Regions from separate parts of the Homo sapiens genome. Here region 2 is linked to region 1. Evidence: chromatin loops called from intact Hi-C (ENCODE). Cell type or tissue: PC-3. All regions are shown on one strand. Each heading gives the region's core, and the rest is flanking DNA. Links, peaks and the distances in the headings are about the cores only.

Region 1 (7,952 bases), core at 2,360-6,359:
AATTAAGAAAAATGTAACAGCAGTCACCTTATAGAGAAACAATAATACAATAAAATCATTATCAACAAGAGTGATCACAGGGTCTGTATTTACATGGAGTAACTTTATATGGAACAAGCAGGGAATACTATGTAGTCGAATGTGGTGGCAACAGCTATTATTATTGCCTTTTAACAATTATTGGCATATGTGAAAATCAAGGTCCTTTTAATGCTTCCAGGGGCCTACATGGCCTGCTTTCCTGATTCTTCTTTGGTTTCATCTCCTACCCCTCTTCCTCCTTGCTCAGCAGCCTGCAGCTTGCCCTCTATAACAAGCTTGGCATGCTCCCACCTCAGAACCTCTGCCTTGGCCTTGCTCTTTGTCTAGAGTGCTCCTCCCACATGTATGCACATGGCTTCACATTCACACTCACTAATTCAAGCTCTGCCCAGAAGTCAACTTAGTGAAGCCTCCCCTGACCACCCTAGTGTATCCTTCAAACACATTAAATAATTCATTTATCAGTCAGGTGCAGTGGCTCCCGCCTGTAATCCCAGCACTTTGGGAGGCCGAGGTGGGCTGATGACCTGAGGTCGGGTGTTTCAGACCAACCTGGCCAACATGGTGAAACCCCATCTCTACTAAAAATACAAAAAATTAACTGGGCATAGTGGCGCATGCCTATGATCCCAGCTACTTGGGAGGCTGAGGCAGGAGAATCGCTTGAACCCGGGAGGCAGAGGTTGCGGTGAGCCGAGATCACGCCATTGCACTCCAGCCTGGGCAACAAGTGCAAAACTCTGTCTCAAAAATAAAATAAAATAAAATAAAATAATTCATTTATCATGTTTACATTTTATTGCGTGTCTTTTCTGTATAAGTTCTTTGAGGTGAGAAATCTTTGGCTGTTGTATTCTCTGAATATGTACAGCGGTGTCTGAGATATAGTAAACGCTCAATTAATATCTGCTGAATAAATAAATGATCATAGATGATAGCAGTGCAATTTGAGGTATATATTTCTGTTCTTTGTTAGTTAATTTGTCAGTCAGTACATCTCAAGTTTTAGACATTCTCCTAACTTGGGAATGAATAATCAAAAAGAAAAAATAACTAATTTGGAAAACAGGGAAAATGTATCTTTAAAGAGTAAGGAGACAATACTTTAAAAATAAATCAATCTATAACAGGAAATAGACTATATTTTAAAATACCTAGTCTGCAGGTAAATGATTATTTTAGTAAAAGCATTTACAGATTACTTCGCTTCTCTTTAAAGGTAACACCATATATTAATTCAGCAACCATATAAATATTAATTGAGTACTTTCTGTGTGCCAGGCACATGATGTTAGTGATGAGCCAGTGGCGCTTACATTGTCATGGAAAGACTAACAAAAACCAGCCAAACGAGTACATATAATGTCAGTTGGTGCTGACAGCTATAAAGAGAAACAATTAAAGTAAGCAATAATAAATTAAAGGGGTGCTGGGATGGTTAGCAAAGGCCTGTCTGAGATGGTGACATTTGCACAAAAGCATGAGTTAGGTTAGGTAAGAGTGCACCTTCAATAAAAAGAGTGCACCAGATAGAGGAAACAGCCAATGCAAAATTCTGCAGCAGGAATATGTCACCACGTTCAAAGAAAGGCAAGGTGTGATGAGGAAAATGAGAAGAAATGATATTGGAGTAGCCTTCAGGAATCAAGTCACCCTAAGGCCTTGTGGTTATAGGACTTACAGCTTTATTCTTGGAGCCAAGGTTGAACTGACATGATCAGTTCTGCATATGTGTGACATGATCTGGTATACACTTCAGGACTATTTTGACATTGGGGGGTAAGAGTATAAGCAAAGCAATAGGATGCATGGTATATGGAAGCCAGAAAGAAATCTGAGGCTATTCTCAATCTGGAAAGCAGCAATGAGCCACAAGAAAAAAGAGCTAAGTTGATTCAGCCCTATCTTGGAAAGATCAGACTCCAGATAGAAGTTTGCCTTCATCCTGGGGGCTGCTCTGTATGATGGTCAAGCTGGCATGTGTCTAGGGAGTGAACCAGACAGTAAGAAGAATGTACCTCTTGGAGTGAGGAACTCTCTGCTGTGTTGTGGATTCTGTCTCCACAAAAGCAGGATCCAAAAATATCTTGAGACATACTCTGGTTCAGGATGTAATGTCAGGATGCTCCACCAGGTTCCCAAAGTTACCTAAAACAGAGGGTCTTAATTGAGTTTGCTCCTTTCTTTGATTGGGGTTCCCAAAAGCCATCCCTGAGATAATATTAATATATTGGGGGAAGTAGAAGAAAATCAGAGATGGGAGAGGGAAAGGGAGAGAGAGAAAGGAAGGCAGCCCAGAAAGGATGTTTCACAAAATCAGCTACTGCTGTGAGCAAGTGGAACCTAGACTTGCTGGAGACTGCTGGAAAATGGGGTGAAGCACCTTTATCCTATCCAAGTGGCAAGGAAACCGGGTGTATATGCAAGACTCCTAGCAATCATTCATCTGGCCTGCCATGAGTGGCTAACCTAGACTTAGATACCAGAGACTGTCCTTAGGCAAAGAGTAAGTTGGGCTGCTCTGCCCTGAAGGAGTAAGGCAGGAACGAGTAAGGAGTAAGAGATGTAGAGATGGTACCCACAGTATCTGCTGCAACCACCCCTCAGGGAAATTGCTGTTCACTCAGGCTACCATACAAATAGCACCCCTTGGGGTTTTGCAACATGCATCTTGTTCATTCTCCCCCTTCTTGTCCCCCGCTCCAGTCCCATCTCTATGATATTTGTTGTGCAGGATGAATTCACGCTTCTCAACATCTAAGCCTTCGGCACACCCTTTGGTGGAATTCAAAGTTTCTGCGGAGCAGAGAGCAGTAATTAACAGTGAGACCTTATGATGAGCAAATCACAGGTCAGTAATAACTCAGTTCTTGGGGAATTCAGTCATGGGGAAGCAACAACTCATAGCTCAAAGTCAGATTCCCTTCTATTTGTAACAATTTCTGGGTGAAGAAGCTTAAGAAGCTAGTCGCATTTTTCCCGGATACTGGCAGCCATTGTTTCTCTCTTTTTCTTTCTCCATTAAATAGTACATCCGGGGCACCTGTGTCCCACATTATTTAACAAATGATGTTCTCATTTTGGCAGGCAACACAGAAAAATATGGTTCCTTTACAGGATTTTCCTTGTGAGCTACAATTTTGATCCAACACCACCATTGATCTGGAAGAAAATTATGTATAATAGAGTTTTAATTAGACTCTGAAATGAAGTGTGTGTGTGTGTGTGTGTGTGTGTTTGGGGTTCGAGTGTGGATGTATGTGTATCCATACGCTCGCATAAAAATGGTGACCCAGTTTTAACTCTACTGGTACAAGCGAAGCTGTTGTAAGACAGAAATGACTTCATCAGGAAATCCTCATTCAGACTTCCAAATATACAAATAGATGCCTTTTATTCCACTGTGAATCAAAATGATGCCATGTCCTGTAATTAAGGATGTTATTGACCAGGTTGAATGGGCGCCAACCATGCCTTGCCTTTGTTTCTATGACAGTCATTTCAAAGTTCAGCATCTTAAGTCTGATAGTCACCTTATTTGGCAAACATTCAGGAATTCTGCTTCCAGGTTTATTTCAGGGTGACAGAATTTTCATTTAATCTTTATCTCATGTTAGGAGACACGTTAATTGCTTGAGGCCAGACACACAAATATTTGTGTGCTTGAGGCAGGTTACTGTGCAGACAAAAATAGTCATAGATGAAAGAAATATATATCCTAACATAGTGACTTGAGCTAAACTATCATTGAGCCGAAGGTTTTTTTTTTAAGTTGTCAAATGTAAATATATGTGGGATTGAGTCAATAGATAACATTAGCTTATTATTTCTTTCCTGTGGAAGCCATATGCAACCATTAGTCTTTTTAAATATTAACTTCTCAAACTGACCAGGTAACTAGCTCCTGTGGGTTCTGTATAATGGTAGGATGAAATGGTCCGTTGAACCAGCATCTTGGGTGGGAGGGGAGCAGAAACACATTTAGAGCAATGATACAAACACCTCTGAAATCAGCAACTCAACTCTCAGATACACAGGGCCTGTGTGGAATCTCCTCCTTCGGGGGCACTCTGCCCAACTTCCCCAGCTGCAGGAAAGAAGACATCACCCTAAACACTGAGAGAATGCCTGAACTTGCCGTGTCTTCTCTCTCGCCTGCTCGTCCACCCCCATCAAATTCTATCTTTGTTTTAGGCCATGACTCACAACCCACCCCCACCCTTCAGTCAGCTGTGACTCATAGCAGAGGCCAGATAAACTGAAGGCTGAACAGCAGGGGTGGGAGAGAGCTGCAGTGGTTTTTTTTTCCCTCTTGCTTTTTTTACCCAGTGAGAAAAGCTAGGTCAAATGGTCAAGTTGTGGGAATCTTTGAGGGTTTATGTGTATGTGTGTGTGTGTGTGTGTGTGTTTAATTTGGGGGAATTCCTGCATTGACTGGGGGATTCAGCTAGGTGTACTCTTTGAAGGTAACAATAATATTGTGGTTCCAACTTTTACCATTGAGAATAATCTAACTTTGATTGCAAAGATGGCCTCCAATTTTTTTTGAAACATTTTTGGGATCCTTGCCTTTTGCAATGTGACTTTACTCCCATTAAGGCATCGGGTCTCTTTTCCCTCCTTTAGAGTCTGGGGTTGGACATGTGACTTCCTTTGGCCACCAGAATGTTGCCAAGAAGTAAGTGATGCACCAGTTTAGGGCCTAGGCCTTAAGAAGCTATGCGTTTTCCTGATCTCTCTTTTGTGCTTCTGTTTTGCTGTGATAGGCTAGCCTGCTAGAGGATGGCTGCATCGTGCAGCAGAGCCAGGTCACCAAGGCCAGGGCTGTCCTAGATCAGCCACACTGCAGCAGACAGACCAGTGGACTCTAGAAAATTGAGTGAGCCCAGCTAAAATCAGCCAACCCTGGTTCATTGATGAGGACCCAGCTGAGCTGCCCAGCTGACCAGTAGCTTTGTGAGGACCCAAGAGCGAGCTGTCCAGCTGACCTGTAGCTTTATGAGAAAAACAAAAATAGGAACAAAAACAATATTGTGATTTTAAGCTACTGTGTCCTCCCTTTGGCCCTTACTCTGTAGAGACTTCACATGATTTACTTCGCTATCTTTTTTTTTTTTTTTTACTTTCTTTTGAAAGAGTTCCCTTACCCTATGACTTCAACACTGACCTTTCTCTAAGGAGGATGCTCTCATACGTATCTTTATCTGTCCTCTCCCTTGCAAGCGTGTCCAGCCCGTGGCCCATAGGCCACAGGCAGCCCAGGATTGCTTTGAATGTGGCCTAACACAAATTTGTAAACTTTCTTAAAACATTATCAGATTTTTTGGTGATTTTTTTTAGCTCATCAGTTATTGTTAGTGTATTTCCTGCATGGCCCAAGATAATTCTTCTTCTTCCAATGTGGCCCAAGGAAGCCAAAAGATGGGATACCCTTGCATCTTGAGTTTTCATCTCATGTCCCCAGTTACCTCCTGGGCTCTTTCTGTCGGCTGTCTGGGTACTGCTCATGGAAGAAATGTCAGCAGGAAAAGGAGAGGTCTTGTCTTCAACCCACTGCTGATGCATTTCATAACTTTTGGCTTCTCAGGGTCTTTGATGTTCCTGTAAAAGACATGCCAGTTAACAACACTAAGTGATCACACAGATAAGGGACACTTGTAATCAGCCTCAAAATCACTGGGCCTAATTCCCGTATTGAAATGGAAACCTGTAGAAGCATACGTACCTGCTCCCTCACCTGTCTATGCTTAATTAAAATAGAGATTTTGAGGCTCTTTCTTGGAAATTCTATTTCAGGAGGTATGGGTTAGTTTTCCAGAAATTCACTTATCATTTGGACACTCCATCCAGACCTCCTTCAGGATGAAACTCATCCTGCCTTTCAGGAGGTGAAGAACCCTGAGGTGGTAGGTTCAGGCCTCAGAAGTCTTCACTGCACAGGAGAAAGGAGGGACTCCTCTCTTGGTGTAATCATGGCTTTAATCGATGAATGCTTCCTTGTAAAATACTCTGTTGCACCCTCCTACATTAACACTGGGCTTATCCATGTGGCTTGCTCTGGCCAATGGAACAACTTTATATTAATATTATGTAATATACGTGTGTGTCTATGTATGTGCATATATATATATCTTACACACACACACACTATGAGAAAAGTGTTAAGATTGTTTTGGACAAAGAAGATTATGGATGAGTACGGTTAAGTTCCTTTTGGTTTTATACTGCTATCCTAACCTGTCTATTCAACCAATCATCTATCTATCAATCCATACATTAAATATTTACTAAGTACCAACTACATGCCAGTCCCCATTATAGGCCCTCAAGTTACTAGTGTTCTAATAAATAATTTATTGAAGCCCTTCTCATCCTTTACTAATCCGTTTTAACTCTAATACAATATGCTGAGATTTTACTGGGACCTGAAGTGTTCAGATGTGCTACAATAAATCAGGTTTGATTTCACTTCATGTGGATACCTGGTTCTAGTTTTTACAGCAGATCTGGCCTCTTGTATTGGTGGGAGGATTTACTGCCTATATATTTTAATTTAAGGGAGGCTTAGTAGGCTTCCTTTTTCTCTTGACCTCACCCTCCCAGCCCTCTCTCAATTGTTAACTGATGGTTTGAAATGTACATGTGTTCATTCAAGTTCTAAGGTTTTGTTTTCTATTAGACACGCCATCCAACTTTTATTAATATTTTACTTTTTTACAACTCTACCATTTCCTACCCCCCACTCACCCCACATCTTACCTAGAATGGGTTCCTATCTATTCCTTACAGAAGCCACACACACATATATATAATGCTACACATATATATAATGCTGTGCCAAGGCCCAGTAGATACCAGTAAGTCAAAAAGTTAAACACAAGAAGTCAACCTCAGGGAATGGGGTGGCTGACTGTGCAGTGTTGTGAAAGAGGAACACAATCAAGAAACGACTGTACAATTGTTATTGCCAGGCTTACACTACTAGCTGAAGTGTGTGAAGCAGACCAGGCACCCTCTCTTCACTTGTTCTCTGCCATGGGAGGCTGACCCACATGGACTATGCCGGCGGGTTTTGTCTTCAGTAGGTTCTCCCAGAAGCAGGCCCTGTGATAAGGACTGTAGTGTGTATGATTTACTTCGGGGATAATCCCAGGAGGCACCAACAGAGAAGCAGCAAAGTGAGACAGGGAAGGGACTAAATCCAATAATGAGTGTGTAATCAAGCAAGTTCTCATTGTGGGCAACTGTTGAGGATCCTGCTGGAACTCAGGGAGATGGTGCAGGGTGAGGAAGCTGCTATTTCTTCATTTCTTCACTAACGTGTATGAGTTATGGGTTTCAGGTACATCAGCTTTCTGATGCATTTGCTGTGCACATGGGCCAAACATGCTTGTCTGCTAGAAAAACAAAAAACAAAAAACAAAAAACCCTCAGGCCAAATGCCTCAGAGTAAAAAGCCTTCCCTATTTATGTGAATGACAAGGGGATGTGGGCGGGGCTGCTACGTAGTTCAGGTGATGAGTGGCACCAGCAGGAGATTCGGAGAGTGGGAGGAGAGTGAGGTCCTGGGATGGGTTCTCAGAGTATTGCTCTCCCCCGCCCCACCTCTCCTCTTACCCTGCTTTAGCTGCACCCTGAGGAAGCCCACAGCTTGTGTCAGGGTGTCCTTCCCCCTGCAACTCCATATCTGGTTTCCAGTAACTGCTCTCTGATGTTGCCCCTTCTGCCCTGGCACGCTAACCACTCTGGGATGTCGAGAGCCCTGGGATACTACACAATCCCCTCTTGCTTTTCTTAAACCACACCTGCACCTTTGTAAAAAGTCCTGTTACTAAACAATCCTTGATTCACCCATTAAAATGTCCCCTTTCTTTCCTGCCTGATAGAAGTGATACCTTTATATCTGGGTA
Region 2 (7,952 bases), core at 2,330-6,329, 340 kb before region 1:
TCTGGTATTATTTTTTTCCACTATTTCATGATGAGACAAATTTCTCTTACATGATATTTAGGTCTATTCTGCATGGCATGTGCTGCCCTGTGTTTCTGAAGATCAAGGGGAGAGGAGGGAAAAATGCAGGGAGAGAGATTGGTAAAGGGAGGGGTGTGTGTGTGTGTGTGTGTGTGTGTGTGTATGAAAATGGAGAAAATAGAGCAAGAGAGAATGGTCAGATTACCAAAGGCATTTACTAAAAGATGGCAACTGGAGAAAATTTTGTGACCTCTGAACTTGATACCAGACGGAAATGGAAGCTTCAAGAAGAGACCAGGAAGCGAAGATCTGAAGCATCCTTAGAAGGGAGAGGGCTGCCATCCAGGGATGGAAAGAACCTTGGCAAAAGAGGTGGAGAGAAGAAGAAAGAATGAGCCTTGGAATCAACCAGGAGGAAAGAAAATTCAGAGAAACACCGTGAAGGCCAACACTTCAAAGATTTATGTTTTTATGCTGCTACATGAAAAGTTAAACTTGGAAGAAAAGAATGTTCTGAATCATTTCTGCAAAGGAAAAAGCCATCTTGGAACTGTACATAGGAGCTAAAGCAAATGGAGGCTGTGTGATGATGAATCCAAATTCACCACATCTTCTTCCAGACTTGAGGGCTGCCTGGGCCCCTGTGCCTACCACTCCCCGCAACCCATGCTAATGTCATACCCTTTGCAGTGGGGAGGAAAGACTGCCTTGACCCAGTTGCAGAGAGCTCAGAGGAGGGAGGCACCTGCCCAAGGGAATGAGCTCAGATCCTCTGATAATGGTGCAGCTGGAGGCCTGGCGGAGGTCCATGAGGGTCACCATCAAGGGCTTTTGTCGTGCTGAAGGGTGTGTTGTCCAAGCACCTCGGGTGGGTGCTGAGAATATTCATAACTCATTCCCGATTGTGTTCATTCCATTTGCTGACTAATTATTTTGAGACTTAGTCAGAGGGAAGGGTTTTGGCTGTTCCCTTCTGTGCACAAAACATGAGCCTCCACTCTCACTAGCTGGGAGAGTCAGCCCTTTTCTCCATCATCAGGCAGGTTTACAAATCTCTGCTGTAAGACTGGCCACCCCTCTGTCCAACCTTCCACTCCCTCAAAGTTCCTTGGTGCCCTTGCTAGAATAGGCCTGAGTGCACAGTGTGCAGAGATCTCTAGGGATTCTTCCATCCTCTTCTCTCCCTTCTCAGCATGGCACCCCATACAGGGGTAAGAAAGGGAGTTCGGGCTCCTTCAGTTTCCATCCTATCCAACAACTTGGTGGCTCCCAATTAGATTAGCTCAGAGAAAAGAAAACCTCCAAGGAGTTCCCACAAGCCAAGGGCTGGGCCCCGTCCCTGGTGCCACTGGGTCACCTAGCCTGCACTTTTTTTGAGTGTGTGTGTGTGTGTGTTTAATATGACAGTTCAGGCTTGAAAACCAGTACGTTTGGAAATATAAACTAGATGAAAACAAGCTATAATGAAAGTGAAAAAAAAAGATATCAGTTTACTGTTGATTGAAAATCAGGACCAGATGAGATTGGGAGGCTCCGGGCATTTAATTTGCTAGAGGAGGTCACTTCTTGGAGAAAACCAGGCCCAGGCTACATTGGCTTCCCATCAGCAATATTGTGTTTGTTTATTTGTGCCCTTCCCTGGTTTGTGGAGGGAAATAATGAGCCAGCTGGTTTTCAGTTCTTTCTGCCTTTCTATATCATGGAGTGTTTCATTTCATTTCATTCTGTTTGGAAAGGTGGGTGGATAGGAAAGAACATCAGCATGACTAGTAACCCAAGAGTCCAGTTTGTTTCCTAAAAAGCATGGGATGCTCGAGAGGGAAAGAGAGGTGTCAGGAAGCAGGAAGGATGCTCAAGCATCAGTCAAGCGAATTAACAAATCCATTACCTCAGGTTGCCTTTTTCTTTTTGTGGTAACAACATAAAATCTACTATAAAATCTACCCCTTTAGCAAGTTTTCAGTGTATAATACAATATTATTAACTATAGTCCTCAAGGACAAAGAAATTTTGGTATGTATATGCAATGGAATATTATTAGACCTTAAGAAAGAATATCCTGCCATTTGCAACAATATGGATGAAGCTGGTGGACATTATTTATATGTTCTTTTTAGCATCAGCACAAAAACACTATCACATAACACAATTAATATTAATTCTTTAGCATCATCGAATATGCAGTTGGTGTTCAGTTTTCCTTGATTGTCTCAAAAATGTCTTTTACAGTTGGCTTTCCAATCAGAATCCAAATAAAGTCCATATATCTTTAATTTTCTATAAAGACATTTAATATTTTTATTACTTAATTTGTTTATTGTTTTGTTAATTAGTTTGTTAATCATCTGTATGCACCCTTTAAAGCCCCATGAAAATGGAAGTTACCTGAGTGCTACCCAGTCTCTGTCAATTTCGTACATCAGAGTCTCCCAGCACCTGGTGTAGCACTCAGGTGCTAGATCCTCGGTAAGTATCTACTGAAAGAATAAATAATGAATGAAAGGACAAATATGTTTGTATATCACTTGTGTATATTTAAAACCTCCCTTTTGGGCCCCATAATGCATAGGACTCCTGACTTGATTCTTTTCTTCTTGCTCAAGAAAAATGAAAAAAATGTGAAAACTGAGCTAAAAGTTATGAAATTATCTTGAAGTAGTCCTCAGAAAACTATGCTAACTAGTAACATGTTCTAACAAGACTGAGTGATAAATATACAAAGACAACCTTTTTTTTGTTAGGTGAATTAAAAAAGGTTGAATCAGCTTTATTTAGAGTAATTTATGAAGTAAAAGCAGACTAAAAATGTGTTTACTTTTAAAATCTCTAATTCTATCAGCACCTATCAAAAGAATTTCAGATTCTTTTGAGCAGGACTTCAATTTAATTCATATAAAATTATGTAACGGGAATGTTTTTATCCATTGTCACAAATATTACAGGAGTTATAATTCAATCTTTTAATGAATTACTACTTTGAAATAGCAGGTAGCTGAAAAGACAATCTGTAGGGATATGAGGAAGTGTCCATGAAATTTCAAGGTTACATATCCTACTATCATTCCAGAAATAGTATGCTTGCAGTTTATTTTTTGTAAATTCAAGAAAATCTTACAAAATTCTTATGAGACTGAGTGATTCAAAACCTCTTTCCTTTCAGGCTCATGCAAAATTCTCACAGGTGATCTAAAAATGCAAATTTTGATTCATGGGACAAGTAGAATCCTTCAGATCTTGTAGTTGGCTTGAGTGCTAGCATATGGCCTATAGTATTAAGGCGAAATGGAGAAAAAAGCGTGAAAAGACAAAAGACAATTTATGCGAGCCTCAGGACGAAACTTGGAAAAAAACTCAGTTTCTACCTTCTTAATTCAAACAGCCATTAAAAGACTAATGACTACATAATATAGCATTAAAATATCCATGCACAAACACACACATTTTTCATTATTTTACCCACATTATGCATGTGACCTCTGTACATAAAATATAAAAGAATGTCAGAAATAGCAAAGTTGCCAAGGTTACACAGAGACTGCTATTTTAGATGATCTAAAAAATTTTAATGATCGCACACATAGATCTGAGAGATGCAGAGGCACACAGCTGTAGCCTTAGAACCCAGCTTTATTTACCATCTGTCTGTTAGCACCATGAATCTTGGCTGAGAGCTGCTCTGCAGATCTGAGAATTCTGTCTTCTTTTCCAAGCACTCTGGGCTGAGTTTTTCAGGGGATTAATGGAACCTAGAAGTAATGTTTCCCTGCTCCCAAACTTGGGGCAAAACAAGGGCAGGTTATTAACTTCAAGGCAGGTTATTAACTTAGTTATGGGCTCTTCATATGCTTTTGCTTGTAACTGTGTGGCAGACTAGACATTTAGTCACTTACCTTCTGTAAGGGAAGTCACTTAATGTAGATGCTCAAGGAATCCCACGTCCAAATACGGTCATTGCTGAATTTGATGGGAGAAAAAAAGGACTGTATTTTTGCTGGCTAATGCGGCATTTCTGGATGTTCATTAAGCTGTTAAAAAATGTGAAATGATGACTCACTGTGAAGCCTTCCCAACCCCCTTCCCTGCTCCAATTTGCCTGCGGCTTGAAGGAATGTATACTGACTTGAGTTAAAGAAGAAACTTGTGGTTTCCATTATAGTCTGTAAACATCGATTGCTGAAAGCCTCAAGTGTGCTATCATCTCCTGCCACACACATGCTTTATATACAGTTCATCTTGGAAAACAGATTGGGAGAGCACCGTGTTTACAACTCCAGAGTAACCCAACTAATGGGGGGCTGGTCTGCCTGGGGGTCTCGAGACCATCACTGTTAACAGTGGAGGTCCCCTCTGATGTCTTTTAAGCCAAAGTATCAAGAGAGAAGCCAAAGACAAGCCTCATTAAAGAAAGATCTTCCTGGTACCCACAGTGGTTCTTTGCTGCTTTATCATCAGCAAAAGAGACATAAAAAAATCTTTGCTTCTCTTTTAGGTTGTATCCTTAGGCCTTATTCTTGATGTCATTGAAAAGTTGGTTTATCTATTATTTCCAAGGCCACTGGCAATGCTATCATTTTTGATTAATGATTAGTTTATGGCTAAGTAGTATTCCATGGTTAGGTGATGGTTATATTGAAAGCCCAGATTTCAGCACTATGTAATATAGCCATGTAACAAAATTGCATTTGTACCCCCTAAATCTATTTTTAAAAAGTTTAATTTAATTATGCAGGAGTGGCAGCAGAATGCAAACCATCCAGGGAATTATTCTGGTAGTGCCTGATGGATTTAAATAATACCAAGAGAAAGACTGCAGAGGGTATCCTGAGATTTGCATGACATCCTGACCAGGGTTGATAAGAAGAGCTAAATGGATAAGTTTCTTCTGGAAGGAGATATCATGGATGTGGTATGGGTAGAAAAAGTACAAGATGCAGCATCAGAGGATTCGAATGTGCCTTCTGGCTTTGACATTCAGTGGCTTTGTGACCTAGGGCACTGCTTCTTAGACATTAACATGGGTACATATCACCTGGGGGGTTTGTTAAATGCAGATTCTGATTCAGTAGGTGTGGGTGGGGCCTAAGGCTGCCCACCCTGGTCATCTTGCACCTGGCTGTGAGAAATAGAGAACCTGGCAAGGCTCCTAACCCACGTAAGTCTCAGTTTCTTCTTTAATAACACGGGGTTTAGAATGATGCCAACCTTCCAGGGTTATTGGGACTCATGGCACTGGTAAGAGTTCCTGGCACAGGCACTGGCATGGAGAAGACAAGTATTGGATATTGGCTTTGGGATCCCAGAATCTTAGTGATTAGTGATGGAAAACATCTGAGGAAGGACCTAGTTTTAACCCCTCATTTCACAGGTGAAGAAAGCAAGGTGTGTGTATGGGCTCAGTAAGACATGACAACTGTGCCTGCTCTTTGAGTCTAAATAGAGGTCCAGTGGACAGAGGTGTCTGGTTTGTATTTATGGTGGGTGTGACTTGAGTCTCTGGCAACATCTGACCTATGATTTGATATAAAATGAATCATTGTTGCAAATGTTTCACTTCCCTGCTCTTTCTCCACCCCCCTTTATTTATTTATTTATTTTAATAAACGAAGGCAGTCCTATGACAGGCCATGCTAATATCTTTTATTCCAAACAGAATGGGCTAGGAGTCAGTGATTTCATGCATATGGAGCTAAAAGTGTTTGCTTTTCCCTGATGTCTCCCTTCCCACCCCTCCTGACTCTGAGCTTTCACAATCCTTTCCTCAGCTCTTAAGAATGCTAGGCAGGCTAGCTGTCATCCTCAATCAAATAACATGATCAGTAAACACTATAAAATTATACCTTTCTGCTTTGCAGTAGTGGAGAAGGTACTAATGATGCAATGAAAGCTAATTAAAAACTCATAAATCTCACAGTCTTTTGAGTTTGGTGAGTGGCTAAGAAGAAAGGGTTGATTCCACAGCCTGCTTACTAAGAACTCAATGGTCCTTATTAGGAAGTAGCTCTCACTGTCTGCTTCTCTTTACTGAGACTTGTACAGTTGTTGAAAGAACTGCCACATGGCTCAGCTTTGAAGAGGGCCATGCTTACTAGGTTTCCCAGTTTTTAGTCTTGTATTTGCTATAACTCACTGTCAGCTGTCAGAGCCAGTTGTCTATGAGTATGATGCTAATGATGTTGGAGGCTTCACCCCAGACATGTGTGTAGGACTCCATACAAAAAGACAGTTTATTCTCTGACCTAAGACCGCACAGCTCATGATGGCCTAATTTCCTTGAACATAAGGAGGTCCAGGAGAGAGAGCAGATGGCTGGCTTGATGGACCCTGAAACCTCTGCTGGGCAGAAAGAAGACCCATGTGCTGGGAAACATGGGTCAGTTACCTCATCATAGTTTATAAAGGGTAGCCCACAGCAGTAGATGAAGGGAAATAGGGAGATGGTGTGTTCTTCAAGGGATGGCAGAGGGAGATATATGGGTTTAGGGCAAGCCATAGGATTGAATAATAGAGATGGCTGGGGATAATGGGACCCCAAACCTGAATATGAATAGTAGTATCTTCACTTCCTGGTTATTGTTTCAGGAGGGCAATTACTAACTTTACCTGGTCTGAAGTCCTACCTGACCAATATATAGATCTTAAGGCACCATCTGAGGACTTCTAGACTCTGAGGGTCCTAAGCATATGACTGCTGGTGAGTGATAAAAATGTAGGAAGTCAGTAAGTCTGACTGTAGAGGCCCCATTGCTTTGTAGAAACAATGATTAGCAACCAGCAGAGTGGATGTGGAAGATTGCAAAAATGGCCCGAATTATTCACCCTTCCTGTTTGTTCTCCCATCTCTTGAATCTGAGCTGGCCTTATGAGTTGCTTTGGCCAAAAGTCTAGTGAAAGTGATAGTGTGACATGTCTAAGCCAAGGATACAAGAAGCCTTGAACACTTCCACTTGTTCTCCGGGACTCCTGTGACCATCATGTAAACTTCCTGCAGGAAGATGAATCATGGAGAATAGCCATCCCAGTTAAGTCCATCATAGACTACTCAGGCCCCAGTAGGTCTATCCTGCAATGGGGCAGATATGTGAGCAAGTCCCGTGAAGATCAGTTTAGCCCATCCAAGAGCAGAGGAACTCATATATTTGTGAACTAAATAAATTCTTGGTTTTTCTTTCAACATTTCTTAATGAGAAATTTCAAACATACAGAAAAATTAAAAGAATTGTAGAGTGAACAACCATATACCTAATATTTTACTGTTTATTTTTTTAAATCACATATCCATCCATCCACCACCATCCTTCCTTTCATCTATCAATCCATTTCCTTTTTTCATGGTGATCATTGTTTTAAGCTACTAAATTTGGGGATGATTTGTTATACAAGAATTATTTTTGGTAGTAGGTAACTGATACCAATGACATAATATAAAAGAAAGCTTATTTTGGGAAATAAGTGAAGATTCCAAGAATGAAGTGGCTGATTTGGGCTTCTTTGCATAACAGTGTTTTCTTACTAAAGGGTACTGATGAGATCTACTTTTCTGGGAGGAAGAATTTTGACCAGAAGTTGTGAAATGGCTCAGGGTTTATCTGCAAGCAGAGGACCCTTACCAGACTATATTACTTCCCTGTGCTTTGTGACTCCCCAGCAGGTAGGAATGCTCATGACTTTTTGACTGGAAGAGTAGATACTTAGAAAGCAGCTGTCCATGGGGATGAGGGGGAGGAATGTCCCTTACGTATGCATTCACTTCCATGGCTTCTAAGTGCTTCACACAGGTATATGCTCATTTTTACATCAGTCTCATGAGGAAAATGTCTTATAGATTTGGAAATCAGATCTCAGAGAGGTTTTTCATCTGCCCAATGTCAGTTTAAGGTCGATCTAAGACTCAAACCCAGGCTTGTACATTTTACATTCCAATGCTCTTTCCA

Evidence for each region. Peaks named below come from ENCODE experiments on the same cell type or tissue, not always from the same donor. Only the 100,000 strongest peaks of a DNase experiment are listed, where the experiment ranks them.
Region 2: a loop joins it to region 1, with 6 times the contacts of the local background. A loop is called at or near these places in 6 of 110 quality-filtered maps.

What each region holds. Positions count from the first base shown.
Region 1 is chr20:11,263,240-11,271,191 of GRCh38, forward strand. LOC124904960 (a long non-coding RNA gene) reads left to right here and starts at 2,804. Exons shown (of 2, transcript XR_007067724.1): 1 at 2,804-2,893. LOC339593 (a long non-coding RNA gene) reads right to left here. Exons shown (of 2, transcript NR_038972.1): 2 at 3,420-5,643. RefSeq lists an enhancer at 3,507-4,706 and a silencer at 7,422-7,716. In PC-3, for the core only: no CTCF peak of the experiment used is centred there; DNase peaks (open chromatin) are centred at 3,492 and 4,272; H3K4me3 peaks cover 741 bases; H3K27ac peaks cover 2,615 bases.
Region 2 is chr20:10,919,032-10,926,983 of GRCh38, forward strand. No RefSeq gene overlaps it. Among named protein-coding and RNA genes, the nearest start is that of LINC02871, 100 kb to the right of the region's middle. In PC-3, for the core only: no CTCF peak of the experiment used is centred there; DNase peaks (open chromatin) are centred at 4,120 and 5,750; H3K4me3 peaks cover 1,053 bases; H3K27ac peaks cover 2,692 bases.